Regions from separate parts of the Homo sapiens genome. Here region 2 is linked to region 1. A link is an interaction called in ENCODE POLR2A ChIA-PET data of the cell type or tissue named here. Cell type or tissue: PC-9. All regions are shown on one strand. Links, peaks and the distances in the headings refer to the core of each region. The heading gives the core; the rest is flanking DNA. Region 1 holds the start of SLC2A14 (solute carrier family 2 member 14). Region 2 holds the start of NANOGNB (NANOG neighbor homeobox).

Region 1 (15,376 bases), core at 4,403-12,402:
AGCAGCCAAAAGGAAGAACCAAAGAGAGAGGGGAGATGTGAAGATCTGTAGTGCAAGGTGAGGAAAAGGCACCAGAGCAACATTGGAAGAGAGTTTGGAGCAATAGTCTTTTTTTTGGTGGGGGGGAGGCTTGTTTATTCCCCATAATAATTTTCAAAAACTATGTATTTCCCCTACACATTTTTAAGTTGACATCTAAGAAAATTTTTTTATGTTTAAGTAGCTTCCAGGGATTAATTTCTGCTGTCTATTATCTGGTATACATGCTTTCAGTACCACTGCTAGCTTTTCCATTGCTTTTGTGCAAATTAGGCAAAGGTGCCCTTTTGGGAAAAAGCAGGTTTTCTAGGAACGGTACTCTTGTGTAAAGAAAAAATGTGCCCCTTCCTCTGGATGAGGAGGAGAGCCTGGCCAGTGGATTGCAGGCTGTATTTCAGCCTCTACTTATCCCACAAAACCGCACAACTAAGTTTCAGCCCTTCACTTGTCCCGAAAACCATACAAACCATACATAAAAGCTTTGTAAACTTTAACTGAAAAAAAACAGGCCATGCGCGGAGGCTCACCCTTGTAATCCCAGCACTTTGAGGGGCTGAGGCAGCAGATCTCCTGAGGTCAGGAATTCCAGACCAGCCTGGCCAACATGGTGAATCCCCATCTATACTAAAAATACAAAAATTAGCCAGGTATGGTGGCGCACACCTGCAATCCCACCTACTCGGGAGGCTGACGCAGGAGAAATGCTGGAACCCGGGAGGCAGAGGTTGCAATGAGCTGAGATTACGCCACTGCACTCCAGCCTGGGCGACAGAGCGAGACTCCATTTCAAAAAAAAAAAAACAAAAACAAAGGCCAGTGTGGTGACTCAGGTCTGCAATCCCAGCACTTTGGGAGGCCAAGTCAGGTGGATCACGAGGTGAGGAGTTTGAGACCAGCTTGACCAACATGGTGAAACCCCGTCTCTACTAAAAATACAAAAATTATCTGGGCATGGTCGCGCATGCCTGTAATCCCAGCTACTCAGGTGGCTGAGGCAGCAGAATTGCTTGAACCCAGGAGGCGGAGGTTGCAGTGAGCCGAGATCACGCCACTGCACTCCAGCCTGGGCTACAGAGCCAGACTTGTCTCTCAAAAAAAAAAAAAAAAAAAAAAAAGAAGACACCAAACTGCATGCGGTGGCACATGTCTGTAATACCAGCACTTTGGAAGGCCGAGACAGGGTCCCCCAGCAGTGCCAGCCCACCGGCGCTGCGCTCGATTTCTCGCCGGGCCTTAGCTGCCTTCCCACGGGGCAGGGCTCGGGACCTGCAGCCCGCCATGCCTGAGCCTTCCCACCCCCTCTGTGGCCTCCTGTGCGGACGAGCCTCCCCGACGAATGCCGCCCCCTGCTCCACGGCGCCCAGTCCCATCGACCACCCAAGAGCTAAGGAATGCGAGCACATGGCGCGGGACTGGCAGGCAGCTCCACCTGCAGCACCGGTGCGTGATCCACTAGGTGAAGCCAGCTGGGCTCCTGAGTCTGGTGGGCACTTGGAGAACCTTTATGTCTAGCTCAGGGATTGTAAATACACCAATCGGCACTCTGTATCTAGCTCAAGGTTTGTAAATACACCAGTCAGCACCCTGTGTTTAGCTCAAGGTTTGTGAGTGCACCAATTGACACTCTTTATCTAGCTGCTCTGGTGGGGCCTTGGAGAATCTGTGTGTGGAAACTCTGTATCTAACTAATCTGATGGGCACGTGGAGAACATTTGTATCTGGCTCAGGGATTGTAAACGCACCAATCAGCCCCCTGACAAAACAGGCCACTCGGCTCTACCAATCAGCAGGATGTGGGTGGGGCCAGATAAGAGAATAAAAGCAGGCTGCCCAAGCCCGCATTGGCAACCAGCTTGGGTGTCCTTTCAAACTGTTGAAGCTTTGTTGTTTCACTCTTTGCAATAAATCTTGCTACTGCTCACTTTTTATGTCCACGTTGCTTTTATGAGCTGTAACTCTCACCGCAAAGGTCTGCAGCTTCATTTTTGAGCCCAGCGAGACTACGAGGCCACCGGAAGGAACGAACGACTCCTGACGCGCTGCCTTAAGAGCTGCGACACTCACGGCGGAAGTCTGCAGCTTCACTCCTGAGCCAGCAAGACCACGAACCCACCAGAAGGAAAACACTCCGAACGCATCTGAACATCAGAAGGGAGGGACTCCAGACGCACCACTTTAAGGGCTGTAACACTCACTGCGAGGGTGTGCGGCTTCATTCTTGAAGTCAGTGAGACCAAGAACCCACCAATTCCAGACACATGGCCACCATTGTGAAACTCCATCTCTATTAAAAATACAAAAAAATTAGCTGGGTGTGCTGGTGCATGCCTGTAGTCCCAGCTACCTGGGAGGCTGAGGCAGGAGAATGAACCCAGGACACAGAGGTTGCAGTGAGCTGAGATTGTGCCACTGCACTCCCGCCTGGGTGACAGAGTGACTCCATCTTAAAAAAAAATAAAAAATAAACCTTGGAATACGGACATAGCTCATTCAATTCATTGACATATAAACTAAATGACAAACATACTGTTTATGGAGAAACCTGTGAGCCACATCTTTTGGCTTTGGAAGCCAAAAGCCTAACTTCCTTTTATTTCAGATGAAAACTTATCTCCCTATATCAACCATCTTCCTTTTTTTTCTTTTTTTCTTTTTTTTTTTTGAGACGGAGTCTCACTGTTGCCCAGGCTGGGGTGCAGTGGCATGATCTTGGCTCACTGCAACCTCCACCACCCGGGTTCAAGCGATTCTCCCGCGTCAGCCTCCCGAGTAGCTGGCACTACAGGCATGTGCCACCATGCCTGGCTAATTTTTTGTGTTTTTTAGTAGAGCCAGGGTTTCACTGTGGTAGCCAGGATGGTCTTGATCTCCTAACCTCGTGATCTGCACGCCTCGGCCTCACAAAGTGCTGGGATTACAGGTGTCAGCCCCCGCGCCCGGCCACCACATTGTTTTGATTACAGCTTACTGCTGAATTTTGAGAGTGCTTTACATTCTCTAGAAACAAATCCTTTGGGATATGTGGTTTGCAAATATCTTCTCTGAATGTAGCCTATCTTTTCACCATATACATGGGGCCTTTTGCAGAGCAAAAGCTTTTCATTTTGATAAGCCCAAATTTATCAATTTTTCCTCTTGTGGTTTGAGCTTTTAACGTCTTTTGTTGTTGTTGTTATTGTTGTTTGAGATGGAGTCTCGCTCTGTCGCCCAGGCTGAGTGCAGTGGTGCAATCTCAGCTCACTGCAACCTCCGCCTCCCGGATTGAAGCCATTCTCCTGCCTCAGCCTTCCAACTAGCTGGGACTGCAGGTGCGCACCACCATGCCTGGCTAATTTTTTGTATTTTTAGTAGAGACGGGGTTTCACCATGTTAGCCAGGATGGTCTCGATCTCCGGACCTCATCATCCGCCGGCCTCGGCCTCCCAAAGTGTTGGGATTACAGGCGTGAGCCACCGTGCCCGGCTGAGCTTTTACTGTTAAGTCTCTTTTACTATAACACAGGCATGCTCACTTGTTTATGTAATGAACGTGGCTGCTTAAATGCTATGACGTTGGAACTGAGTAGCTGTAGTGGTGACTGAGCCGCTATGGCCCACAAAGCCTCTATCTGCACAAAAAGAGTCAGCCGACCCAGGCTCTAATCAGATAAGCCTCCATACTCTTAGGGTATTTTCATATGCCTTTCCCTCTATCTGAAACACTCTTTCTTCAGATCTCCTCATGGCCGGCTCTTTATGTCACTCTGGTTTCTGCTCAAATTTACCGTAAAGAGGCCTTCCCTGACCACACTACAGGTATATCTCGCTTTATTGCATTTTGCTCCTATTGCGCTTTTTTACAAATTGAAGGTTTGTGGCAATCCTATGTTAAGCAAGTCTATTGGCCTCATTTTTCCAACAGCATGAGCTCACTTTGAGTCTCTGTGCCACATTCTGGTAATTCTTGTAATATTTCAAACATTTCGTTATTATTATATCTGTTATAGTGATCTGTGATCAGTGATCTTTGATATTACTATTGTCATTGTTTTGGCATGAACCATACCTATATAAGACAATGAATATACAAAAATTAGCCAGGCAGGCTGGGCACGGTGGCTCCCACCTGTAATCCCAGCACTTTGGGAGGCCAAGGTGGGCGGATCACGAGGTCAGGAGATCGAGACCATCCTGGCTAACATGGTGGAACCCCATCTCTACTAAAAACACAAAATATTCGCCGGGCGTGGTGGCACATGCCTGTAGTCCCAGCTACTCGGGAGGCTGAAGCAGGAGAATCTCTTGAACCTGGGAGGCGGAGGTTACAGTGAGCCGAGATCGTGCCACTGCACTCCAGCCTGGGCGGCAGAGTGAGACTCTGTCTCAAAAAAAAAAATGAAAATAAAAATAAAAAAAGACAATAAATCTAATTAATAAATACTGTATGCATTCTGACTGCTCCACTAACTGGCCATTCCCCATTTCTCTCTCCTTCTCTCTCTTCTCAGGCCTCCCTATTTCCTGAGACAATAATATTGAAAATTAGGCCAATTAAAAACCCTAAATGGCATCTAAGAATTCAAGTGAAAGAGTCAAACATATCTCACTTTAAATCAAAAGCTAGAAATGATTAAGATTAGTGATAAAGGCATGTCAAAAGCCAAGAGAAGCCAAAAGCAAGGCCTGTTGCACCAAACAGTTAGCCAAGCTATAAATACCAAGGAAAAGTTCTTGAGGAAAATTAAAAGTGCTACTCCAGTGAACACACTGAAAGTGTGACAGGGGCCGGGCATGGTAGCTCACGCCTGTAATCCCAACACTTTGGGAGGCCGAGGCGGGTGGATCATCTGAGGTCAGGAGTTCGAGACCATCCTGGCCAACATGGCAAAACCCTGTCTCTACCAAAAATACAAAAATTAGCCAGGCATGGTGGCGTGCGCTTGTACCCAGCTAATCCCAGCTACCCAGGAGGCTGTGGCAGGAGAATCGCTGGAACCCAGTGGGCAGAGGCTGCAGTGAGCTGAGATTGCACCACTGCACTCCAGCCTGGGTGACAGACCAAGACTCTGTCTCAAAAAAAAAAAAAAAAAAGAAAAGAAAGTGAAACAGATGTATTGCTGATATGGAGAAAGTTTTAGTGGTCTAGATAGACCACTAAACATTTTCTTAAGCCAAAGCCTAATCCAGAGCAAGGCCCTAACTTTCTTTAATTTTTTCTTTTTACTTTGAGATGGAGTCTTGCTCTGTCGCCTAGGCTGGAGTGAGTGCAGTGGCATGATCTCAGCTCACTGCAACCTCCACCTCCTGGGTTCAAGCTATTGTCCTGCCTCAGCCTCCCAAGTAGCTGGAACTATAGGCGCCTGCCACCACGCCCAGCTAATTTTTATATTTTTTAGTAGAGACAGGGTTTCACTATGTTGGCCAGGCTGATCTAGAAATCCTGGCCTCAGGTGATCCACCCGCCTCAGCCTCCCAAAGTGCTGGGATTACAGGCATAAGCTACTGGGCCCAGCCAACTTTCTTTCATTTTATGAAGGCTGAGAAAGGTGAGGAAGCTGTAGAAGAAATGTTAGAAGGTAGCAGAAGTTGGTTCATGAGGTTTAAGGAAAGAAGCTGTCCCTATAACTTAAAAGTACAAGGTAGGTGAAGCAGCAAGTGCTGATACAGAAGCTACAACTAGTTATCCAGATTTAGCTAAGATAATTGATAAAAGTGGCAACACTATACAACAGATTTTCAGTGTAGATGAAAAAGCCTTACATTGGAGGAAGATGCCATCTAGGACTTTCATGGTTTTTTTTTTTTTTGAGACAGAGTTTCACTTTTGTCGCCCATGCTGGAGTGCAATTGCTCAATCTCGGCTCACGCCTGTAATCCCAGCACTTTGGGAGGCCGAGGCGGGTGGATCACAAGGTCAGGAGATTGAGACCATCCTGGCTAACACGGTGAAACCCCGTCTCTACTAAAAACACAAAAAATTAGCCGGGCGTGGTGGCGGGGGCCTGTAGCCCCAGCTACTCTGGAGGCTGAGGCAGGAGAATGGCTTGAACCCAGGAGGCGGAGCTTGCAGTGAGCGGAGATCTCGTGCCACTGCACTCCAGCCTGGGCGACAGAGGGAGACTCCGTCTCAAAAAAAAAAAAAAAAAAAACAAAAAAAACATTCGTGATTCATGGGAGGAGGTCAAAATGTCAACATTAACAGAACTTTGGAAGAAGTTGATTCCAACCATCATGGATGACTTTGATGGGTTCAAGACTTAAGTGGAGGAAGTAACTGTAGATGTGGTAGAAATAGCAAGAGAACTAGAATTAGAAGTGGAACCCGAAGATGAGACTGAATTGTTGCAATCTCATAAGAAAACTTGAATGGATGAGGAGGTGCTGCTTATGCATAAGCAAAGAAAGTGGTTCTTGGCTGGGCTCAGTGGCTCACACCTGTAATCCCAGCACTTTGGGAGGCTGAGGCAGGCAGATCACAAGGTCAGGAGTTTGAGACCAGCCTGGCCAATATGGTGAAACCCCATCTCTACTAAAAATACAAAAATTAGCTGGGTGTGGTGGCGTGCGCCTGTAGTCCCAGCTACTCGGGAGGCTGAGGCAGAAGAATCACTTGAACCTGGGAGGTGGAGGTTGCAGTGAGCCGAGATCGTTCCACTGCACTCCAGACTGGGTGACAGAGTGAGACTCTGTCTCAAAAAAAAAAAAAAAAAGGAAGTGTTTCTAGACATGGAATCTACTCCTAGTAAACGTGTTGTGAATATTGTTGAAATGACAGCAAAGGATTTCAAATATTACGTAAATTTAGTTAATAAAGCAGTAACAAAGTGTGAGAGAACTGACTCGAATTATGAAAGAAGTTCTACTTGGCTAAAATGCTATCAAACAGCATCACATGCTACAGAGAACTCCTTCGTGAAAATAAGAGTCTATAATAGATGCAGCAAACTTCATTGTTGTCTTACTTAAATAAATTGCTACAGCCAACCCCAGCCTTTAGTAACCACAACCCTGATCAGTCGGCAGCCATCAATGCTGAGGCAAGACCCTCCAGAGGCAAAAAGATTATGACATGCTGAAGGCTCAGATGATTGTTAGCATTTTTTAGCAAGAAGGTATTTTTAAATTAAGGTATATACATTTTGTTTAGACACAATGCTATTGTACAGGAAATACACAACAGTATAATGTAACATAACTTTTATATGCACTGGGAAGCCAAAGTATTTCTGACTCACTTTATTGGATATTAGCTTTCTCTCAGCAGTCTGGAACCAAACCTGCACTATCTCTGAGGTATGCCTGTATTTAGAATAATCAAAATCCTCCCCGTCCATTCCACCATTTTCTATCCCTTTATCTTGCTTTATTTTTCTTCTTAGAATTTATCACTTCCTTCTCTATCAGGGTAGTCATAGGCACCAAGAGTGCCTGTAGTATAATAGCTACTCGAGAAATATTTCAGTGAATAAATGAGTCATGAAGAACTACTACATCTTCCCAGAAAAAAGCTACATATTAGCCTGTAACTTGTTTTGTTAGAGAAAAAATACTTGAATAAAAGAATATGTCTGGTCAGGCACAGTGGCTCGCTCATGGCTGTAATCCCAGCATTTTGGGAGGCCGAGGCAGGTGGATCACCAGAGATCAGGAGTTCAAGACCAGTCTGGCCAACATGGCGAAACCCTGTCTCTACAAAAATACAAAAAAATTATGCCGGGCTCGTTGGCTCAAGCCTGTAATCCCAGCACTTTGGGAGGCCGAGGCGGGCAGATCACCTGAGGTCGGGAGTTCAAGACCAGCCTGACCAACATGGAGAAACCCCATCTCTACTAAAAATACAAAATTAGCCGGGCATGGTGGCTCATGCCTGTAATCCCAGCTACTCGGGAGGCTGAGGCAGAAGAATCGTTTGAACCCAGGAGGCGGAGGTTGCGGTGAGCCGAGATCACACCATTGCGCTCTAGCCTGGGCAACAAGAGTGAAACTCCATCTCAAAAAAAAAAAAAACAGTGTTGACTAAGTATGCTCTGCTTCTCTAAGTGTCACATTAAAATGTTCAGAAAAAATCTGGGAGTTGGAGATGCAAAGCATTCAAGATGCGGGTAAGTTCCCAGAAAATAAGTTTAGTGAGTCTTTCCAGAGGTGAGCACATGTGGCAAATTAGGCATTACGTAACTTAACCACCAGATGCTGCCTATCCTACCCTCCAGCCCAATCCAAAGGCTCATATGTTGCTGAATACATTTTCTTGATCTTTATCACAGTATGCAAGTACAATGACTCAGTTACACTCTATAGTCTGCTCTAGAAAAAGTTATTATTACTGTGTACATTCATATATTACTCTATGTTACTCTTCACGCGTATATAGCCATGGTTCTTTCCAAGGAAATTCCCGCAAAACCAGTTGCATATGATTATTACGGAGGCCTGTTTGCAATTACAATGCTGATCATAAATATTTTATCATTCGTCTTGTTCTTGATAATATTAAAGCACAAAAGGCTGCAAATGGCAAAGAGTAATTGCTTATGAATAAAAAGATTTTGGGAATGTACCAAGTCTGTTGGCTGTAACAGTCTCTCCCACCACCACTTACGTATATTACACATTATCAAGACATGAAAAGTTTAGGAAGATGATAGGTACTGTGATTATCAACATAACTCTGACAAACCAATTTGATATCTGACATCAGTTTTAATACTCACATTCTGTCTGTTGTCCATCTCTCTGCTATCCTAGGAATTGACTCCCTCTCCAATTTCTCTTCAAGGTACTGCTTCCTGTAAATTGTAATTGTCTAGTTATTCATTTACTCCATCTACTTAAGCTCCTTGAGGGAAGAGGCTGTGATTTAGCCCCCTCGCCAATGGACACTCCAATAAATACTTCTGGAAGAAAAGTGAAAATTTATATAATTCTATTGATGTTTTAGATTAACTCAATTCTGGGATCCTCAACAAAGTTTATTCTACTCATTCAGTAGCCATTGAGAAGCATTTTTTCAAATAAGGGTTCTGGGGAGAGACAGCTGAAGGTAAGGTAAAAATGTCTCTCCTATATTTTGAGTTGTTTCTCTGTCACCAACTAGCAGTTTCCCCATCTGCAAAATGAGCAAGGATTGGATTAGGTAATCTTGCTGTCATAAAATTCTGTGATTTAATGTGGTTTACCTTGCCATATAAAATTTAAAACACTTAGAACAAGCCACCTCTCCTCATAGCATCACCTTAGCCTAAACTGCTTCAGTGAGCCACAGTGAAGTTGGAAGTCGTGATTCTGCTTAACCAGTTACCAAATGTGAGTCTGTTTCCTCCTCTACCAGCTCTGCTGACTTGGACTGATAGTTCTGAAGGTCTGCTGAGATACGTTATGTTGAACACCTGTGTTATTTCCTGAGTCTATTAGGAGGAGGAGAATTAGGACAGACTGTCCCTTCCACTATTCCACATCCTCCTTATTTCATTTTCATTTCTCTCTGCTACCTTCCCCACCCTGCGCCTCACTGTTTTTGTTCCTGTATCAGCTAGTTCTTATCTTCTAGGTCATTCACACTTGGAAAAAACAAATAAAGTCAAACCAAAAAAAACCTCAGAACTCTTTTAACTCAAATAAATATACTTTTCAAAAAAAGTAAAGTAGTATGGTCAGCCCAGCTCCAAGAACCCAGTGAAGCCCCCACCCACCTGAAGCCAAAATGTTCAGCAAGTGGACCAAAGCCAAGACCACCAAGAAGCGACCACAGCACAAGGGGCCACATCCAATGTCTTCGTGATGTTCGACCAGTTCCACATCCAGGAGTTTAAGGAGGCTTTCAACATGATTGACCAGAACCATGATGGCTTCAATGACAAGGGGGACAGCACGACAAGCTGGCTTCACCGCGGAAGAACCCCATGGATGAATACCTGCAGGGCATGATGAGCGAGGCCCCAGGGCCCATCAACTTCACCACTTCCCTCACCATGTTTGGGGAGAAGCTGAATGGAACAGACCCCCAGGATGTGATCCAAAACGCCTTCACCTGCTTCAACGAGGAATCCTCAGGTTTCATTCATGAGGACCACCTCCAGGAGCTGCTCACCACCATGGGTGACAGCTTCACAGATGAAGAAGTGGATGAGATGTACTGGGAGGCACCCATTGATAAAAAAAGACAAGTTCAACTAGGTGGAGTTCACCTGCATCCTCATACATGGCGCCAAGGGCAAAGATGACTAGGCCACCCCAGCCCTCGCGACACCCTGGCCCCCCCGCCAGTCATCTCCCCACCCCCGGCACACACTGGTCTGTACCAGCTCTCTGCCCACGACCTTCTCTCAGGGGATCCTCCCTTTGAGGGCTTCGGGTCCCAGCTCCCAGTGGAGAAATCACGCCAAGAGAAGTGCAGTGCAGGACTGAGGCAGGTGTTCTCACTGTGACCCTAGGGCCCTGGGCTGGAGTCTCTGACCCCTCCAGGGAAAGACCGCCTTATGAAGAGATGGGCCTCCAGGACCTGGAGGTACTGAGAGAAAGCCCCCAAGACAGCCATTCCTGGGCTGCTCCCCAAGGAGGAAGGGAACCTGTGTGCCCCCAGGAGGAAGGGACCCTTAGTCCTGAGATCCAATACCATTTCACATGCATCCCCACCCAAACACAAGTTCACCAAAGTCCCCTCTCAGAGGACAGGACACTAGACTCCTCCCCTACACCCTGTTGAGACACCAGCGCACACCCACCCAGAGCAGCCACCCATCGTGGGAGTGTGCTCAAGAAGCCATCTGTCCCAGGGGAGGCAGAATCTCCAATAGAGGGCTGAGCATGGAAAAAAAACAAAAAAAAGAAAAAGAAAAAAAAAGTAAGGTACTATTTATTTATCTGTAAAATTAACTCAGATTAATTCTTCTTAAAAATCAATGGAAATTCTAAATTTAGTCTGTGTATTAAACTGGGACAAAACTAATAACAGTATTTTACCAAGGACACTTGGCCTTACTCCCCTTCTGTCACACTTCAGACATAAATCACTGAATGAATCCAGCACTGAATAAATGAATGATCCATAATTTCCTAAGACAATTCCAATTTTCATCTTGCACAAATCTACAAAGCTGATGCACCCGCACAGCACTTGAACTCCTGGTAGGTATCTTTCAAGGCCAAGGCAGTTCCTCCTCCCGAATCCAGTTCCCTCCGCCTGGATCATGCTCCCAAGGCTCCCTCATTTCATTCAGGTCTCCTGCCAAAAGACACTTCCTCACAAAGGCCTCTCAGACCGACCCCTTCCCCACTCCCAACTTCACAGTCCACTCCCCTAGCCCTACTACATTTTTATTCATGAAGATTTACGGCATTTTGTTACGTATCTATACATTTTCTTGTCTGTCTCTTCCCTAGAATATACAGTCCAGCAAGGCAAGGGCTGGGGTGGCTTCGTTTGCTGTGGGATCCCAGCACCTAGAGCGGAGCCCAGGACATAGTAGGTGCTCAGTAAATCACAAATCTCTTCTCCAAGGCTCCAAGGCTAGTTTCCCAGAGCCGCAGCTCTCTTCTTTCTTAGCCCGGCCCACCTCCGAGTAGCCGCCCACCTCTACTCTAGCTCGGCCACCTCTACCCCAGCTCAGGTCCTCATTCCCGCACCCCCCGGCCGCAGGGACGGCGCGGCGCACCCACCTCCCAGACCCCGCGACTGCGGTTGGGCCCCGCGGCTTCGCTCAACCACGCACCTCCCGGGCCGCTGCGCCCCCGCCGGCCCCGCCTGCAGCCGTTGGGACCCACTAACTGCCTCGAAAAGCCTAGGATTCGACTTTGAATGGTCCGTTAATGTGGTTACAAAACGTGACTCGGTTCATCGGGAGCCCTCCGTAAGCAAGACAAGCACCCACCTGCGGTCAGAGCAGGGGTCCGGCTCGCGGTCGGGGTTGTCCGGCCCCTCCCGGCTTCTCACCTGCGCACCGCACGGTCCAGCCCCGGCGGCTGCTGGGGATCCCTCCGAGCGCCCCCTCAGGCGTCTTCCTGCGACCGGGCGGGGGAACTCTTTACGGGGAAACAGTTTTGGGACCCACCACCCTTGGCGCCGCCGTTAGGAGGGTGTGAACGTATCTATTTTCAAAGATACCCGAGCCCCTCACCGCCTGCAGCAGGGAGATAGTGCCCGGGCTATCCCCGCGGGCGGGCCGGCTGGGCTGGGAAGGCCCAGGGCGAGATCCTGTAAAGAGTTATTTCGGGCCGCGCACGGTGGCTCACACCTGTAATCCTAGCACTTTTGGAGGCCGAGGAGAGCGGATAACTTGAGGTCAGGGGTTCGAGACCAGCCTGGCCAACATGGCGAAACCCAGTCTTTACTAAAAATAACAAAATTAGGGGGCTTGGCGGTGCGCTCCTATAGTCCCAACTGCTTGGGAGGCTGAGACAGGAGAATCGCTTGAACCCAGGAGGCGGAGGTTACAGTGAGCTGAACTCCGCCATTGCACTCCAGCCTGGGTAACAGCTCAAGATTCCGTCTCAAAAAACAAACAAACAAACAAACAAACAAACAAACAAACAAAACAGTTATTTCAGACTCAGGAGCTCTTTTTGGATGAAAAGCCCCGCGGTCGTTCTCTCCACCTCCTGGAAAAGACTCTCTAGGTTTTCGGCTTTGGAGTAATAAAGATCATCCCCTGCTGCCCCATTGGTGCCATCCAGGGTAAGGCCCCTGCAGACAGCACGAAGGTGTTTTGGAGAGATTGTTCTCCCCTAGCCCAAGCATAAGGCTTACCTTGGAATTACCTGGAGCCTTACCACGACAGCATGGCCTTCAGTACAGGGTTGACAAGTCAATAGCAAACAAGGGCCATTAAAAGGGTCTATACTGCACTTCTTAAATGAGGATATCTCAGTCAACAATAAACATGTCAAAAGGCATGCAACTGAATTGTTGATCAGGGAACTTCACATTAAAACTACATGAGATACCAATTCGTGCCCACTAGAATGACTAAAACAAAGATGGGAGTTGGGGTGTGGAGAAAAAAGGAAGTGAATGCCAAACCTGGGGAATGTGGAACATTCAGAACTCTCACACATTTGTTAATGGGGTACAAATTGATAAATTGTTTGGCAATATTTATTAGAACATATGGCTACCCCACGATCCAAGAATTCCACTCCTAGGTATACACTCAACAGAAATGTATACATATATTCACCAAAAAGTAGGTACTAAAATGTTCATCTCAGCCTGGCCTTTGCAATCAGTATTTTAAAAGTATATTTAGGCAGGATGCAGTGGCTCATGCCTGTAATCCCAGCACTTTGGGAGGCCGAGGCAGGTGGATCATGAGATCAAGAGTTCAAGACCAGCCTGGCCAACATGGTGAAACCCCGTCTCTACTGAAAAGACAAAAACTAGCCGGGCGTGGTGGCATGCGCCTGTAATCCCAGCTACTCCGGAGACTGAGGCAGGAAAATTGCTTGAACCCGGGAGGTGGAGGTTGCAGTGAGCCGAGATCACGCCACTGCACTCCAGCCTGGGCCAGAGAGCAAGATTCCATCTCAAAAAAATATATAAATATATATATAAATATATATAAATATGTATATAAATATATAAAAAATATATAAAAATATATATAAATATTTATATAACTATATAAACATATATAAATATATAAATATATAAATAATATATAAATACGTATTTATATATAAATTATATATAAATACGTATTTATATATAAATTATATATAAATACATATATAAATATATATTTATATAAAAATTATATATAAATACATATATAAATATATATTTATATATAATTTATATATAAATATATTTATATATAAATTATATATAAATATATTTATATATAAATTATATATAAATACATATATAAAAATTATATATAAATACATATATAAATATATATTTATATATAAATTATATATTAAATATTATATTTAATATTCTATTTAAATTTAAATATTTAAATATTATATTTAAATAGTTAAATATATTTAAATATTATATTTAAAATTAAATATATATATTTAATTATATATAATATATAAATATATTAAAATATATTTATATTTATATATTTATATATGTATTTTTATATATTTATATATATATATATAATTTCTTTGGGAGACCAAGGCAGGCAGATTACCTGAGGCTAGGAGTTCAAGGCCAGCCTGCCCAACATGGCAAAACCCCATCTCTACTAAAAATACAAAAATTAGCCGGGCATGGTGATGCACGCCTGCAATTCCAGCTACTTGGGAGAATGAGGCCTGAAAATTGCATGAATCCGGGAGGCAGAGGTTGCAGTCAGCCAAGATTGCACCACTGCACTCCAGCCTGTGTGACAGAGTGAGACTCCCTTTCAAAAAAAAAAAATTAAAAAAAATTATTGCTATGAATTGAATGTTTCTACCCCCTCAATATTAACATGTTGAAATCCTAAACCCCAGTGTGATGGTATTAGGGTATAGAGCCTTTGGAATGTGATTAGGTAATAAGAGTGGTGTCTCATCAATGAGATTAGTGTACTTATAAAAGAGACACCAGGGCCAGGCTCAGTGGCTCAAGCCTGTAATCCTAACACTTTGAAAGGCCGAAGCAGGTGGATTACCTGAGGTCAGGCGTTCAAGACCAGCCTGGCCAACATGGTGAAAGACCCCGTCTCTACTAAAAATACAAAAAATTAGCCGGGTGCAGTGGCGCATGCCTGTAATCCCAGGTACTCTGGAGGCTGAGGCAGGAGATTCTCTTGAACCCAGGAGGTGGAGGTTGCAGTGAGCTGAGATCGTGCCACTACACTCCAGCCTGGGCTACAGAACAAGACTTCGTCCCAGAAAAAAAAAAGAGACACCAAGCTGGGTGCGGTGGCTTATGTCTGTAATCCTAGCACTTCGGGAGGCCGAGGTGGGCAGATCACTTGAGGTCAGGAGTTTGAGACCTGCCTGGCCAGCATTGTGAAACCCATCTCTACTAAAAATACAAAAAAAATTAGCCAGGCATGCTGGCACATGCCTGTAGTCCCAGCTACCTGGGAGGTGGAGGCAGGAGAATGGCTTGAACCTGGGAGGCAGAGGTTGCAGTGAGTCGAGATCGCGCCATTGCACTCCAGCCTGGGTGACAGAGCAAAACTCCATCTCAAAAAAAAAAAAAAAAAAAAAAAAGAGAGACAACAGGGAGCTCTCTCCTGGATTTCTCCTTGTGAGGACGCAGCAAGAGTACAGTCACCTGTGAACCTGGAAGCATGCCCTCCCCAGACAGTGAATTTGCTGGGGCCTTGATCTTGGACTTCCCAGCCACCCAAATCAAGTGTTGGTGCTGAAGTGGAGAAAAGAGAAAGTGTTTACATTGGTGGAAATGTAAATTGGTG
Region 2 (15,376 bases), core at 2,590-10,589, 100 kb before region 1:
GCTAAGCATAAAAACAGACACTTTTTTCCTGAGTTTTTCGATCTTCATCTCTGAAGATTCCTTTGTCAAGTAAAACTTGGATTAGATAAATTTGTTATGCTTTTCTCTTGTTAATCTGCCTTTTGTTATTGGAGTGTCCTCCTGACTCTTACTATCAGGAGGAAAGGGATCACACCCTCTCCGCCCCTACACAGACATGCAAATTTTTGAGCCCCGCGTGTGAATTACTGAATCAGAAATTCTGGGGTGGGACCCAGGAACCTCATTTCAACAAGCCTTCCTGGGGATTATTATGCATGCTGAACTCTGAGAGCCACTGGCAGGGAGGGGGAAGGGGAAAGGCGGGTAGAATGCTTTCCAGAGGATATAGGGTTTTGCCATTTCAATAATTCCTATGGTTGTTCCTCTCCAATAGAATAGCTGTAAAGAGCTTCCTAAGAAGAAAAATGTACTAGAAAATCACTGTGCCACCTCCTTTTTGTGTCTACCCTTTAATCAGGTCATTGTTAAGCAGATTTGTCAAATTATTCAAAGCAGGTTTGAATAAATGTGTTGTACAGAGACTTCAGGGGGTTTATTTATCTGCGTTTTGGCAGGATTTCCCCTGTGGCTGGAAAGATTCAGATGCGCCTTCTTTCTTTCTTTCTTTTTTTTAGGCAGTCTCGCTCTGTCACCCAGACTGGAGTGCAGTGGCGCAATCTTGGCTCACTGCAACCTCCGCCTCCCGTGTTCAAGCAATTCTCCTGGCCCAGCCTTCCTAGTAGCTGGGATTACAAGTGCACGCCACAACACACAATGCCCGGCTAATTTTTGTATTTTTCGTAGAGACAGGGTTTCACCATGTTGGCCAGGCTGGTCTCGAACTCCTGACCTCAGGTGTTCTGCCCACCTCGACCTCCCAAAGTGCTGGGATTACAGGCGTGAGCCACCGCGCCCGGCCCCCAGATGCGCCTTCTTTCATCGCTTACCTGTACTGTTGTTCTTTTTCACTTTGGAAATGTAAAACCATCTATTAAGTATAGTTAATAGATGGTTATTATTCTCAAACAGCTAGGTAGATCAGAACAGAAATACCACACATGATTCTCAAATCCTCCAGGACAATCCTTCTCATTTCCCTGGATGACATCTTTCTTACTTTTGAGATTTGTAATCAGACAGGCTTTCTTCCTCTCCTGGCTCTGCCACTTAACTAAGCTGTGATCTACAAGTTACTGCCCTGCTCTAAACTTCAGCTTCGCAGTTGGTTCCATAGCTCAGGGGTTAGAGCACTGGTCTTGTAAACTTCAGCTTCCTCATTTATAAAATGAGGACTTGAATAATTTCTATCTCATAGGATTAGTTTAAGCGTTAGAGAATATTTATTTTTATTTATTTATTTTTTGAGACGGAGTTTCGCTCTTATTGCCCAGGCTGGAGTGCAATGGTGTGATCTCGGCTCACTGCAACCTCCACTTCCCAGGTTCAAGTGATTCTCCTGCCTCCCACTCCTGAGCAGCTGGGATTATAGGCGTGCGCCACCATGCCTAGTATTTTTAGTAGAGATGGGGCTTAGTAGAGATGGGGTTTCACCATGTTCGTCAGGCTGGCCTTGAACTCCTGACCTCAGATGATCTGCCTACCTGGGCCTCCCAAAGTGCTGGGATTACAGGCGTGAGGCACCGTGCCCGGCCGACAGGGTCTGATTTCTAGAAAATCCAAATCCTGAAAACACACTGACACCCACCCCCCACATCACACACACACACACACACACACACACACACAAACTAAGGTCCCTTGCAATCTCAATCACTATCCCTGCAAAATTCAGACTCGCAAGAATGAAAGCCACACTCCATTTTCTCCATTTGTTTGTAAGGTTGGTTCTGCACAGACAGATGAAACTACTTCACCCTGCAGAACTGCTCTATTTTCAGTGCATTTTATTTACCTGGATCCTAAGGACCACTGTCTTCACCGGATTAGTCACCTCTGGGTCAGGTCCTTCTTCCATTTGAGATTTGAAACCAAACAGCTTTGTTCCTTTTTAGTTTTTGCCACTTTCTAAGCTGTGTACCTAAGACATGTCACTTACCCTCTCAAAGTGTCAGCTGGTTTATACACAAAACGGGGGAATATGTGATGTAGCTATCATCATAGGCCTGAAATGTCCATTTCAGTTCTTACTAGTCTAAGCCTTCTCTAGCCTCTGCTCCATATTCTCTGCCAAGGGTTAAATCTCTATTTTCTTTTTTTTTCTTTTTGAGATGGAGTCTCACTCTGTCGCCCAGGCTGGAGTACAGTGGCGCGATCTCGGCTCACTGCAAGCTCTGCCTCCCAGATTTACACCATTCTCCTGCCTCAGCCTCCCAAGTAGCTGGGACTACAGACACCCACCACCACGCTCGGCTAATTTTTTGTATTTTTAGTGGAGACGGGGTTTCACCGTGTTAGCCAGGATGGTTTCAAACTTCTGACCTCGTGATCCGCCCATCTCGGCCTCCCAAAGTGCTGGGATTACAGGCGTGAGCCACCACACCTGCCCAAATCTCTATTTTCATAAGATGCATCTGCAAGGGAATAAAATACTCATCAGAGCCTAATTGCTTTTGGATAAGGTGAACTTGGAAGGGTTAGAACAGGAGCATATTATTCTCTGTCGATAACTGTCCCTTTAACCTGTTCTGTTGACTTGCCTTGCCCTGACCCCAGAGGAAATCTCAAGCAGATCCCAGAGCCTTTCCAGTCTCTCTTGCTTCCTAACAAATAATTACCTTTATTTAGGTATTTAAAAATCCATTCTCAGCCGGGCACAGTGGCTAATGCCTGTAATCCCAGCACTTTGGGAGGCCGAGGCAGGAGGATCTCTCTCTCTCTTTTTTGGGGGGACGGGGGGCGGGAATGGAGCTTCCCTCTTGTTGCCCAGGCTGTAGTGCAGTGGCGCGATCTCAGCTCACTGCAACCTCTGCCTCCCAGGTTCAAGCCATTCTCCTGCCTCAGTCTCCCAAGTAGCTGGGATTACAGGCATGAGCCACCAAGCCAGGTCTCTGTTTCTTTTTTTTTTTTTTTTCTTTTTATTTGAGACGGAGTCTCACTCTGTCGCCCAGGCTGGGGCACAGTGGCGCGATCGAGGCTCACTGCAAGCTCCACCTCCTGAGTTCACGCCATTCTCCTGCCTCAGCCTCCCCAGTAGCTGGGACTACAGGCGCCTGCCACCATGCCTGGCTAATTTTTTTGTATTTTTAGTAGAGACGGGATTTCACCATGTTACCCAGCCTGGTCTCGAACTCCTAATCTCAGGTGATCCACCCACCTCAGCCTCCCAAAGTGCTAGGATTACAGGTGTGAGCCACCGAGCCCAGATTTCTCTGTTGCTTTTTTTTTTTTTTTTAGAGAGGGAGTCTCGCTTTGCCGCCCAGGCTGGAGTGCAGTGGCATGATCTCGGCTCACTGCAAGCTCCGCCTCCCAGGTTCACGCCATTCTCCTGCCTCAGCCTCCCGAGTAGCTTGGACTACAGGCACCCACCACCACGCCCGGCTAATTTTTTGTATTTTTTAGTAGAGACGGGGTTTCACCGTGTTAGCCAGGATGGTCTCGATCTCCTGACCTTGTGATCTGCCCACCTCGGCCTCCCAAAGTGCTGGGATTACAGGCGTAAGCCACCGCGCCCGGCTTTTTTTTTTTTTTTTTTTGTATTTTTTAGTAGAGACTGGGTTTCACCGTGTTAGCCAGGATGGTCTTGATCTCCTGACCTCATGATCCACCCGCCTCGGCCTCCCAAAGTGCTGGCATTACATGCATGAGCCACCATGCCCAGCCCTTTTTTTTTTTTTTTTAAGACAGAGTCTTGCTCTGTCGCCCAGGCTGGAGTGCAGTGGCCGGATCTTGGCTAATTGCAACCTCCACCTCCCAGGTACCAGCAATTCTCCTGACTCAGCCTCCTGAGTAGCTGGGACTACAGTTGCGTGCCACCACACCCAACTAATTTTTTTTTTTTGGAGATGTACTCTTGCTCTGTCACCCAGGCTGGAGTACAGTGGCACAATCTTGGCTTACTGTAATCTCTGCCTCCCAGGTTCAAGAGATTCTCCTTCCTCAGCTCCTAAGTAGCTGGGATTACAGGCATGCGACACCACACTCTGCTAATTTTTTTGTGTTTTTAATAGAGACGGGGTTTCACCATGTTTGTCAGGCTGGTCTCGAACTCCTGACCTGATGATCCACCTGCCTCGGCCTCCCAAAGTGCTGAAATTACAGGCGTGAGCCACTGTGCCCAGCCTAATTTTCGTATTTTTTAGTAAAGACAGGGTTTCACCATGTTGGCCAGGCTGGTCTTGAACTCCTGACCTCGTCATCTACCTGCCTCGGCCTCTGAAAGTGCTGGGATTACAGGCGTGAGCCACCGCACCCGGCCTTCTCTGTTGCTTTTGAAGATCTCTTCCCTATGAGTGCCTATTCCCCGAATTTGCTTTTTGGGAACTTATCTCTTACAGCTGGCCTGTGGAACTCCCTCCTCAGCCCCCAGCTTCTGATGTCCGTGTTCCTTTCAAGAGGAGCTGCTAGGATGGAAGACCTGTAAGGCCATAGGCAGCAACTCTAATGTGCCCAGGACAGCTCAAAAGCAGCCCCTATCAAATGTTTACTCCCCTAGCTTACCTGCATCTGAGGGGACTACCAGCGACCATGACGAACAGAGACCTCCTGTCCACATTTAGCCACCGTGGACAGCTCCTGATTGCCTCTCACTTTTCAACATTGTCATGCTTGAGTCAGGTGTCGGATCCTGGGTATCCCCAAACACAAAAGTCAAACTTTGAGTGATTTTTTTTTTTTTTTTTTTTGAGACAGAGTCTTGCTCTGTCACCCAGGCTGGAGTGCTGTCGCGTGATCTCAGCTCACTGCAACCTTCACCTCCTAGATTCAAGCAATTCTCTTGCCTTAGCCTCTGGAGTAGCTGGGATTACGGGGTGTGCCACCACGCCAAGCTAATTTTTGTATTTTTAGTAGAGATGTGATTCCACCATGTTGGCCAGGCTGGTCTCGAACTCCAGACCTCAAATGATCCGCCTGCCTCAGCCTCCCAAAGTGCTGGGATTACAAGCATGAGCCACCGCACTCGGTCTTCAGTGATTCTTTAAAATTCTCTTCTCTGCCGGGCGCGGTGGCTCACGCCTGTAATCCCAGCACTTTCGGAGGCTGAGGCAGACGGATCACGAGGTCAGGAGATTGAGACCATCCTGGCTAACATGGTGAAACCCCGTCTCTACTAAAACTACAAAAAATTATTAGCCGGGCGTGGTGGCGGGCGCCTGTAGTTCCAGCTACTTGGGAGGATGAGGCAGGAGAATGGTGTGAACCCGGGAGGCGGAGCTTGCAGTGAGCCAAGATCATGCCACTGCACTCCAGCCTGGGTGACAGAGCAAGACTCCGTCTCAAAAATAAATAAATAAATAAATGAAATGAAATAAAATAAAATAAAATTCTCTTCTCTTAGCTGAGATTAACGAAGTGGTTAACAAGTGGTTAACAAGTGGTTTCTTCTACCAGAGTGTGAGGCTGGTTGTGTGACCAGGTAAGAGTATAGTCGGAGGCCAGGCACGATGGTTCATGCCTATGATCCCAGTACTTTGGGAGGCCAAGGCAGGCAGATCGCTTGAGGTCAGGAATTCCAAACCAGCCTGGCCAACATGGAGAAACCCTCATCTCTCCTAAAAATACAAAAAATTAGCTGGGCATAGTGGCACTTGGTTGTAATCCCAGCTACTTGGAGCTGAGGTAGGAGAATCACTTGAAACTGGGAGGTGGAGGTTGCAGTGAGCCGAGATCACACAAGTGCACTCCAGCCTGGTGACAGAGTAAGACTCTGTCTCAAAAATAAATAAATAAATAAATAAATAAATAAATAAATAAATAAATAAAATGGGCTGGGCAGCGGTGGCTCACACCTGTAATCCCAGCACTTTGGGAGGCCAAGGCAGGAAGATCACCTCATGTCAGGAATTCGAGGCCAGCCTGGCCAACATGGTGAAACCCTGTCTCCACTAAAAATACAAAAATTACCCGGGCGTGGTGGCAGGTGCCTGTAATCCCAGCTACTCGGGAAGCTGAGGCAGGAGAATCGCTTGAACCTGGGAGGCGGAGGTTGCAGTGAGCCAAGATTGCACCATTGCACTCCAGCCTGGGGGACAAGAAAGGAGACTTCGTCTCAAAAATTAAAATAATAATAATAATAATAATAATAATAATAATAATAATAATGGAATCAGGGGTCTCACCGTGATGCCCAAGCTGTTCTTGAACTCCTGAGCTCAAACAATTCTTCTGCCTTGGCCTTCCAAAATACTAGGATTACAGATGTGAGACACCTCACCCGACCAAGTAGCATTTTCATAAAATATTTATGTATTTATTTATTTTTAACATGGAGTCTCACTGTCTGTCCCCGAATGGAGTGCAGTGGCAGTATCTTGGCTCACTGCAACCTCTGCCTCTTAGGTTCAAGCGATTCTCCTGCCTCAGCCTCCAAGTAGCTGGGATCACAAGCACGTACTTCTACACAAGCTAAGTTTTGTATTTTTAGTAGAGATGGAGTTTTACCATGTTGGTCAGGCTGGTCTTGAACTTCTGATCTTAAATGATCTGCCCGCCTTGACCTCCCAAAGTGCTAGGATTACAGGCATGAGCCACCACGCCCAGCCCTACATTTTTTTTTTCCTGTCTCTCCACTGTATTTTGGAAAGCATTTTCTTATCAGTATATCTCACTATTTGGGACACTCTGCAACATGTAAATTGAACATTTTTCATATGGCTATTTGAAAAGTTTTTTTTCTTCATGGCTCCAAAAATAGATGTCAGGAAATGTGTTCTTTTTGTGGAATTCCTTTTGTGAATTGCCACTGGGTGCTCATATTTGTGGCCCACTGACATCCAAAAGATGGATGACATCTACCTTATCTGGTCGGTCATCTCTGTAACCTCCCTACCAAGGACTAATTGGTCTTTAAAACTCCTCAATGCACCGGGCGCGGTGGCTCACGCCTGTAATCCCAGCACTTTGGGAGGCCGAGGCGGGCAGATCACGAGGTCAGGAAATCGAGACCATCTTGGCTAACAAGGTAAAACCCCGTTTCTACTAAAAATACAAAAAATTAGCTGGGCGTGGTGGCGGGCGCCTGTAGTCCTAGCTACTCTGGAGGCTGAGGCGGGAGAATGGCGTGAACCCGGGAGGCGGAGCTTGCAGTGAGCCGAGATCGCGCCACTGCACTCCAGCCTGGGCGACAGAGTGAGACTCCGTCTCAAAAAAAAAAAAAAAAAAAAGAAGTGGCAGTTGTCTGGATATATTTTAAAGAAAGAAAAGCAAGACTTTCTGACAGATTGAGTTGAGCTATGAGAAAGGGAAGAAGTGAAAGACAGCACCAAGCTTTTTGACTCAAACCACTGGGCAGATGGAGTTGGCTTTACTAAGATAGAGAGGCCTGAGTGGGTCAGCGTTCAGTGAAGGGAGCCATAAACTGAGTTTGGGAATTTTAAGTTCAATTCACATAACTTATTAGACATCCAAGCAGAGATATTGAATTGGGAGTTTGACATAGAAGACTGGAAATAAAAATTTGAAAATAATCTCCCTTTTGGGCAGTATTAAAAACCATGAGATTAGATGACCTGGATTAGAGCTACATGTAAAGGAGATAAGAGGTGAAGGGATTTAACCTTGAGTGTGATTGAAAAAGCACAGGGACAGAAATCAGTAGGGGAAAGAGGAGCAACAAAGAAAGCTTTGAAAGAGCAGCCATTGACTTGAGGAAGCCCCAGGAAAGGATGGTGTTCAGGAAGTGGGAGAATAAACTCTTTCAATGTGGAGAGAGATCCCGATACTTCAGAAGCCCCTGATCATTCAAGTAAGTAAGATGGGGACAGGCCAGGCACAGTGGCTCACACCTCAAATCCCAGCACTTTGGGAGGCCAAGCGGGGCAGATCGCTTGAGCTCAGGAGTTGAAGACCATCCTGGCCAAGATGATGAAACCCCCCATCTCCACCAAAAATACAACAATTAGCCGGGCTTGGTGAGGCACGCCTGTAGTCCCAGCTACTCAGGAGGCTGAGGCAAGAGAATCCTTCGAGCCCAGAAGGCAGAGGTTGTGGTGAGCTGAGATCCAGCCACTGCACTCCAGTCTGGGCTTCAGAGTGAGACTCCGTCTCAACAAAACAAAACAGCAAACAAACAAAACAAAACAAACCCACTATCTCACCACCACGATACCCTTAAAAGAAAATGGGGATGGGAAATTGGCCATTTGATTTCTTTTCTTTTGTTTTTGTTTCTTGAGTCACAGTCTTGTTCTGTTGCCCAGGCTGGAGTGGCACAATCTCAACTAACTGCGACCTCCCCCTCCCGGGGTTCAAAAGACATGTCCGATTAGTTTTTTGTATTTTTAATAGAGACGGGGTTTCACCATGTTGGCCAGGCTGGTCCTGAACTCCTGACCTCAAGTGGTCCACCCACTTCGGCCTCCCAAAGTGCTGCGATTACAGGAGTGACCCTCCACGCCTGGCCTTTGTTTTGTTGTTGTTTGTTTGTTTGTTTTGAGACTGAGTTTTGCTCTGTTGCCCAGGCTGGAGCACAGTGGGGCGATCTCAGCTCACTGCAATCTTTGCCTCCCGGGTTCAAGCGATTCTCCTGCCTCAACTTCTCAAGTAGCTGGGACTACAGGCGTGCGCCACCAAGCCTAGCTAATTTTTGTATTTTTAGTAGAGACAGGGTTTCACCATGTTGGCCAAGCTGGTCTCAAACTCCTGGCCTCAGGTGATCTGCCTGCCTTGGCTTCCCAAAATGCTGGGATTACAGGCGGGAACCACCGTGCCTGGCAGCCATTTTACTTTTTTTGCAATGTCAGGGTCATTAATGTCTGACTCTGAAGAGGAATGTGTGGAAGTGGATGTGAAAGCCTGATTGGAGAATATTCAAGAGAGAATGAGGGGAGAAAAATCACCAACAGGCAAAGAACACATACAGAGAACTCTTTAAAATTTTCTTACACTTTATCACATTCTGTAAAAGAAATTGAGAAGAGGAGTGGTAGCAATAGAAGGATGTGGGTTACAAGAGGGTTTTTTTTTTTTTTTTCTAACAAAAGAAAACTTGTGGCCTGGTGTGGTGGCTCACGCCTGTAATCCCAGCACTTTGGAATGCCAAGGCGGACAGATCACTGAAGCTGACGATTTCGAGACCAACAACAGCACAGTTAGCTGCCATCCCACCTCACCCACTGCCGTCTCTTAAAAATAAATACATTATTTTTTTAAAAGAAAATGTATACCAATTAGCAGACACTCCGAATTTTATCCCACCCTCATCTCTGATAATCACTAATTTACTTTCTGTCTCTATAGGTTTGCCTATGCTGGACATTTCATATAAACAGAATCATACAATATATGACTTTTTGTATTTCAACTTTCACTTAACTTGCTTTCCTTTTTCCTCTTTTTTTTTTTTTTTTTCCGGTGTGGCAGGGTCTTGCTCTGTCACCCAGGTGGGAGTGCAGTGTCATGATCAGGACTCACTGCAGCCTTGACCTCCTGGACTCAAGTGATCCTCTCACCTCATTTTTTTATTTTTTGCGGAGAGGAGACCTCACTCTGTTGCCCAGGCTGGTTTTGAACTCCTGGGCTCAAGCAGTCCTCTCGCCTCGGCCTCCCAAAGTGCTGGGATTACAGGCGTGAGTCACCACATCCAGCCCCCGCTTAGCTTGTTTTCAATATTCATCCATGTTGAGCATGAATCAGTATTTTATTTCCTTTTGTGGCTAAATAATAGTCTATTGTATAGATATAATACATTTTGTTTAAAGGGGCAATTGCTGGGTCATATGGTAACTTTAAATTTTAGAGAAACGGTCTTTTTCTGCCTCTATTGAGATGATTGCATGTTTTTTTCCTTTATTCTATTCATATGATGTATTACATTGATTTTCCTATTTTGAACTAATCACATATTTCTAGAATAAATCCTACTTGGTTATGGTGCATAATCGTTTTACTGTGTTGCTGGATTTAGGATTGCTAGCATTTTGTTGAAGTTTTTGCCTCCATATTCATAATGGACATTAATCTATAGTTTTTTAGGGGTGATATCTGTCTGGTTTGAGTATCAGTGTGATGGTCTTTAATGTGGCAACTTGGGTAGGCTATAGACCCCAGTTATTCAATCAAACACTAGGTGCCACTGGCATATTTCTTTTCTTTCTTTCTTTTTTTTTTTTGAGAGGGATTCTCGCTCTGTCATCCAGGCTGCAGTCCAGTGGCACGATGTCAGCTGGCAGGATGTCAGCTCACTGCAAGCTCCGCCTCCCTGGTTCTTGCCATTCTCCTGCCTCAGCCTCCGGAGTAGCTGGGACTACAGGCACCCGCCGCCATGCCCCGCTAATTTTTTGTATTTTTAGTAGAGACCGGGTTTCACTGTGTTAGCCAGGATGGTCTCAATCTCCTGACCTCGTGATCTGCCCGCCTCAGCCTCCCAAAGTGCTGGGATTACAGGCGTGAGCCACCGCGCCCGGCCGGCATATTTCTTTTCTTTTGAGACAGAGTCTTGCTCTGTCACCCAGGCTGGAGTGCAGTGGCTGGGCTGGGATTATAGGCATGAGCCACCACGCCGGGCCTTGTTACTGGCATTTTTAGATGTAATTAAAATCCATATTAATCGTCTTCAAGTAAAAGGGATTATAATCTGAGAAAGCCTAATCCAATCAGTTAAGGCTTTAAGAGGAAATTCTGCCTAGGGAGAGCAGCTCCATCGCACACTGAAGGGTTCCAGCCATCCTTTCGGACTTGCCAAGACAGTTCCAAGATTGCGTAAGACAATTCCCTGCAATGAATTTCTTCTTATTTTTATTTTTATTTTTTTTGAGACAGAGTCTGGCCCTGTTGCCCAGGCTAGAGTGCAATGGTGCGATATCGGCTTACTGCAACCTCCACCCACCGGGTTCAAGCAATTCTCCTGCCTCAGCCTCCCAAGTAGCTGGGATTATATGTGCCTGCCACCATGCCTGGCAAATTTTTTTTTTTTTTTGAGATGCAGTCTCACTCTGTTGCCAGGCTGGAGTGCAGTGGTGCAACCTCAGCCCACTGCAACCTCTGCCTCCTGGGTTCAAGCAATTTTCCTGCCTCAGCCTCCCAAGTAGCTGGAACTACAGGTGCATGCCACCACACCCAGCTAATTTTTGTATTTTTAGTAGAGATGGGGTTTCACCATATTGGCCAGGCTTGTCTCGATCTCCTGACCTTAGGTGATCCACCCACCTCGGCCTCCCAAAGTGCTGGGATTACAGGCGTGAGCCACCACCTCCCGGGTTAAAGTGATCCTCCTGCCTCAGCCTCCCGAGTAGCATGGGGCTACGGGCACGTGCCACCATGCCCGGCTAATGTTTGTATTTTTAGTAGAGACGGGGTTTCACCATGTTAGCCAAGATGGTCTCAATCTCTGGACCTCATGATCTGCCCGCCTCAGCCTCCGAAAGTGCTGGGATTACAGGCATGAGCCACCGTGCCCAGCCTCAAGTTCACTTTTTCTTTGCTCTATGTTTTCCACCAATGTACAACATTGCTAATTTAGAAAAATCAAATATATTCTCCCAGGGAAGATTGTTGACTATGCTCTGAAAGTCAAATTTAGCTGCAGCTTGATTTTATTCCACGGATCTTTTTATACAGAAACAATCAGCTATGCCTTGGGATCAAGATCCAGAACAATCAACTGGAAATTACAGTGAAGATGAACAAAATGGAAAGCAGAAATGGAGAGAAGAAGGAGAAGCAGGCAGAAAGAGAGAACGAGAAAAAGAAGAAAAAAACGAAAAGGAGCTGCAAGATGAACAGGAAAACAAAAGGAAAAGGGAAAATGAGAAACAGAAACAGTATCCCGAGAAAAGATTAGTCAGCAAATCCCTCATGCATACTCTCTGGGCAAAGTTTAAGTTAAACAGGTGCCCCACTATACAAGAGAGTCTATCACTGTCATTTGAATTTGACATGACACATAAACAGGTATGACAACATTAATAGACATTTCTTCATTGATAGACAAAGTCACTTGTATAGTACTATTGCTATATAGACCAATATCCTTATTCCTGTATTAATCACCTCCCACACCTCATTTTTTTGTAGATAAGTCAATGGTTTTGTAAAACGAGGAAGAAATATAATAAAGAAATGTCCAAGAGAAAGCATAAGAAAAAACATATGAGGTAAGAAAGTGTTTCTTGTAAAATAAAAGGAAGTAGAAGGAATATATTGACTTCCGGAGTTGGTTTGTGTTTCCATCATTATTGGGTATGCCCATAAACTTTTTTTTTTTTGAGACGGAGTTTCGCTCTTGTTACCCAGGCTGGAGTGCAATGGCGCCATCTCGGCTCACCGCACCCTCCGCCTCCCAGGTTCAAGCCATTCTCCTGCCTCAGCCTCCCAAGTAGCTGGGATTACAGGCATGCGCCACCACGCCCAGCTAATTTTGTATTTTTAGTGGAGACGGGGTTTCTCCATGTTGGTTAGGCTGATCTCGAACTCCCAACCTCAGGTGATCCACCAGCCTGGGCCTTCCAAAGTGCTGGGATTACAGGCGTGAACCACCACACCCGGTGCCCATAAACTTTTTAATGTTCCAGCCAGTGGCAGAAAAACCACTTACTGTGTATTTTTCACTCTACTCAAAACACCACACAGGCACACACTCACATATGCATGCCACCATTTAACATGTAATCATATTACCAAATGTACAAATACAGACATTAGCTTTTTATTGATTGCAGTACAGAATTGATAATTTTGTCCTGTTTGTTCCTTTGATGCTAAATATATCTGATGATTGTTGTTCCTCTCTAGTTAGTGGCAAAAGCTCATGTGATTTTTGGAAGGAATTAAGGACAGTATCAACAGCTTTTTTGTTTGTTTGTTTGCTTGTTTTTGAGACGGAGTCTTGCGCTCTCGCCCAGGCTGGAGTGCAGTGGCGCGATCTCGGCTCACTGCAAGCTCCGCCTCCCGGGTTCACACCATTCTCCTGCCTCAGCCTCCTGAGTAGCTGGGACTACAGGCACCCACCACCACGCCCGGCTAATTTTTGTATTTTTAGTAGAGACGGGGTTTCACTGTGTTAGCCAGGATGGTCTCGATCTCCTGACCTTGTGATCCGCCTGCCTCGGCCTCCGAAAGTGCTGGGATTACAGGCGTGAGCCACCGCGCCCAGCCAATATCAACAGTTTTAACAGCACTAGACCGTATATAGAATTTTAATGTATTATTTATGTATATTTATTTAGAAATGTTTAAATATTATCTCACTTGATCATTGTTTTTTGTTTGTTTTGTGAGACAGAGTCTCACTCTGTCACCCAGGCTGGAGTGCAATGGCGTGATCTCTGCTCACTGCAACCTCTACCTCCTGGGTTCAAGCGATTCTCCTGCCTCAGCCTCCCGAGTAGCCGGGGTTACAGGCACGCGCCACTATGCCCAGCTAATTTTTGTATTTTTAGTAAAGACCGGATTTCACCATGTTGGCCAGGCTGGTCTCAAACTCCTAATCTCAGATGGTCCGCCCGCCTCGGCCTCCCAAAGTGCTGGGATTCTAGGTGTGAACCTCCACGCCTGGACTCACTTGATCATTAAGCAAAATATGGTGCACCCGGTTATCAATCCCAGGAGAGCAGAACAATGAACACTGGTTACCAACACCGAGGGAATGACTCCCACCACATGGAGGATTGCAAAGATCATCACTGTGCCAACCGACAAGAATAGAACTCCAAATGTCTCCACTCAATGCACCTCAGTATCAGAGTTGTGCAAAACAATGCAGTCAAGCCATGGGTGGAGCAATGCTTTACTTACAGAGCAAGATCAGCTTCCTGGCAGCCAGTGCAGGGAAATTGGCTATGCGTACCCCTCTGGCACATTGGGCTTGCCACAGGGAAAGATAGTCTCACAGAAGACAATAAGCCAGCACAGGTTACATGGGCTCTTTTTTTTTCGAGACAGTCTCACTCTGTCGCCCAGGCTGGAGTGCAGTGGCACAATCTCGGCTCACTGCAAGCTCTGTCTCCCAGGTTCATGCCATTCTTCTGCCCCAGCCTCCTGAGTAGCTGGGACTACAGGTGCCCGCCACCACGCCCAGCTAAGTTTTGTATTTTTAGTAGAGATGGGGGTTTCACCATGTTAGCCAGGATGGTCTCGATCTCCTGACCTCTTGGTCTGCCCACCTCAGCCTCCCAAAGTGCTGAGATTACAGGCGTGAGCCACCGCACCCGGCCTTTTTTTTTTTTTTTTTTTTAATTTGAGACAGAGTCTTGCTCTGTTGCCCAGGCTGGAGTACAGTGGCCCAATCTTGGCTTACTGCAACCTCCACCTCCCAGGTTCAAGCAGTTCTCGTGCATTAGCCTCCCTAGTAGCTGGGACTACAGATGTGTACCACCACACCCAGCTAATTTTTGTATTTTTAGTATACATTAAGTTTCACTATGTTGGCCAGACTGGTCTCGAACTCCTGGCCTCAAGTGATCTGCTTGCCTCCCAGAGTGCTGGGATTACAGGCATGAGCCACTGCACCCATCTGGGCTCTTTTACCTCTTGGTAAGGAAGTATTCCAGGCCCAGGATCTATTCTTATGCGGCCAAGTGGGGATTAAAAGAGTTACATGCATGAGACTGCATTTCCCAGCAATCATTACTCTAAATTATAAATGAGGAAGCGTATATTTTCAGTTATAACTCGAGACATAGTCTAGGCTCTATCAATTTGTTTCACATGTAGTGTTGTTTACTCTTAGTGTCCTCTATTAAAATCCAACTGTGATAGTTTTTTTTTTTTTTTTTCAAAGATGGGGGTCTCACTATGCTGCCCACGCTGGTCTCAAACTCCCAGGTTACAGTGATCCTCCCACCTCAGCCTCCCGAGTAGCTGGGATTGCAGGTGTACCTTACCATGCCCAGCTGGTGTGATGGTGTTTCTAATGTTCTTGCACCATTTCTGCCTCCATAACTTTCTTACCACTTTGAAATTTTAAAATGTATTTTAGAAAGATTACTTTGGCCTTCAATGAAAATTGTTTTCCAGATTTAACATATTTTGATGTGTATATTAAATATATAGACAGCGGCTGGGTGCGTGGCTCATGCCTGTAATCCCAGCACTTTGGGAGGCCAAGGCAGGTGGATCACCTGAGGTCAGGAGTTTGGGACCAGCCTGACTAACATGGTGAAACTCCATCTCTACTAAAAATACAAAAAAAAAAAAAAAAAAAAAAAAAAAAAAAAAGCCAGGCTTGGTGGCAGGTGCCTGTAATCCCAGCTACTCGGGAGGCTGAGGCAGGAGAATTGCTTGACCTGGGAGATGGAGGTTG

The links. ChIA-PET counts read pairs that join two places held together with the same protein. Peaks named below come from ENCODE experiments on the same cell type or tissue, not always from the same donor. Only the 100,000 strongest peaks of a DNase experiment are listed, where the experiment ranks them.
Region 2: POLR2A ChIA-PET joins it to region 1 with 7 read pairs; 2 of 35 experiments call an interaction of 5 or more read pairs at or near these places.

The regions. Positions count from the first base shown.
Region 1 is chr12:7,861,135-7,876,510 of GRCh38, forward strand. SLC2A14 (solute carrier family 2 member 14) reads right to left here and starts at 11,781. Exons shown (of 11, transcript NM_001286234.2): 1 at 11,673-11,781; 2 at 8,729-8,803. The coding sequence starts at 8,746. It also overlaps the pseudogene LOC100130582. RefSeq lists enhancers at 1-249, 2,495-2,996, 11,296-11,976 and a silencer at 1,606-1,806. In PC-9, for the core only: no CTCF peak of the experiment used is centred there; a DNase peak (open chromatin) is centred at 8,257.
Region 2 is chr12:7,758,289-7,773,664 of GRCh38, forward strand. NANOGNB (NANOG neighbor homeobox) reads left to right here and starts at 6,928. Exons shown (of 4, transcript NM_001145465.1): 1 at 6,928-7,099; 2 at 11,695-12,027; 3 at 12,151-12,230. The coding sequence starts at 6,998. RefSeq lists enhancers at 8,039-8,638, 8,639-9,238 and a silencer at 14,008-14,175. In PC-9, for the core only: no CTCF peak of the experiment used is centred there; no DNase peak of the experiment used is centred there.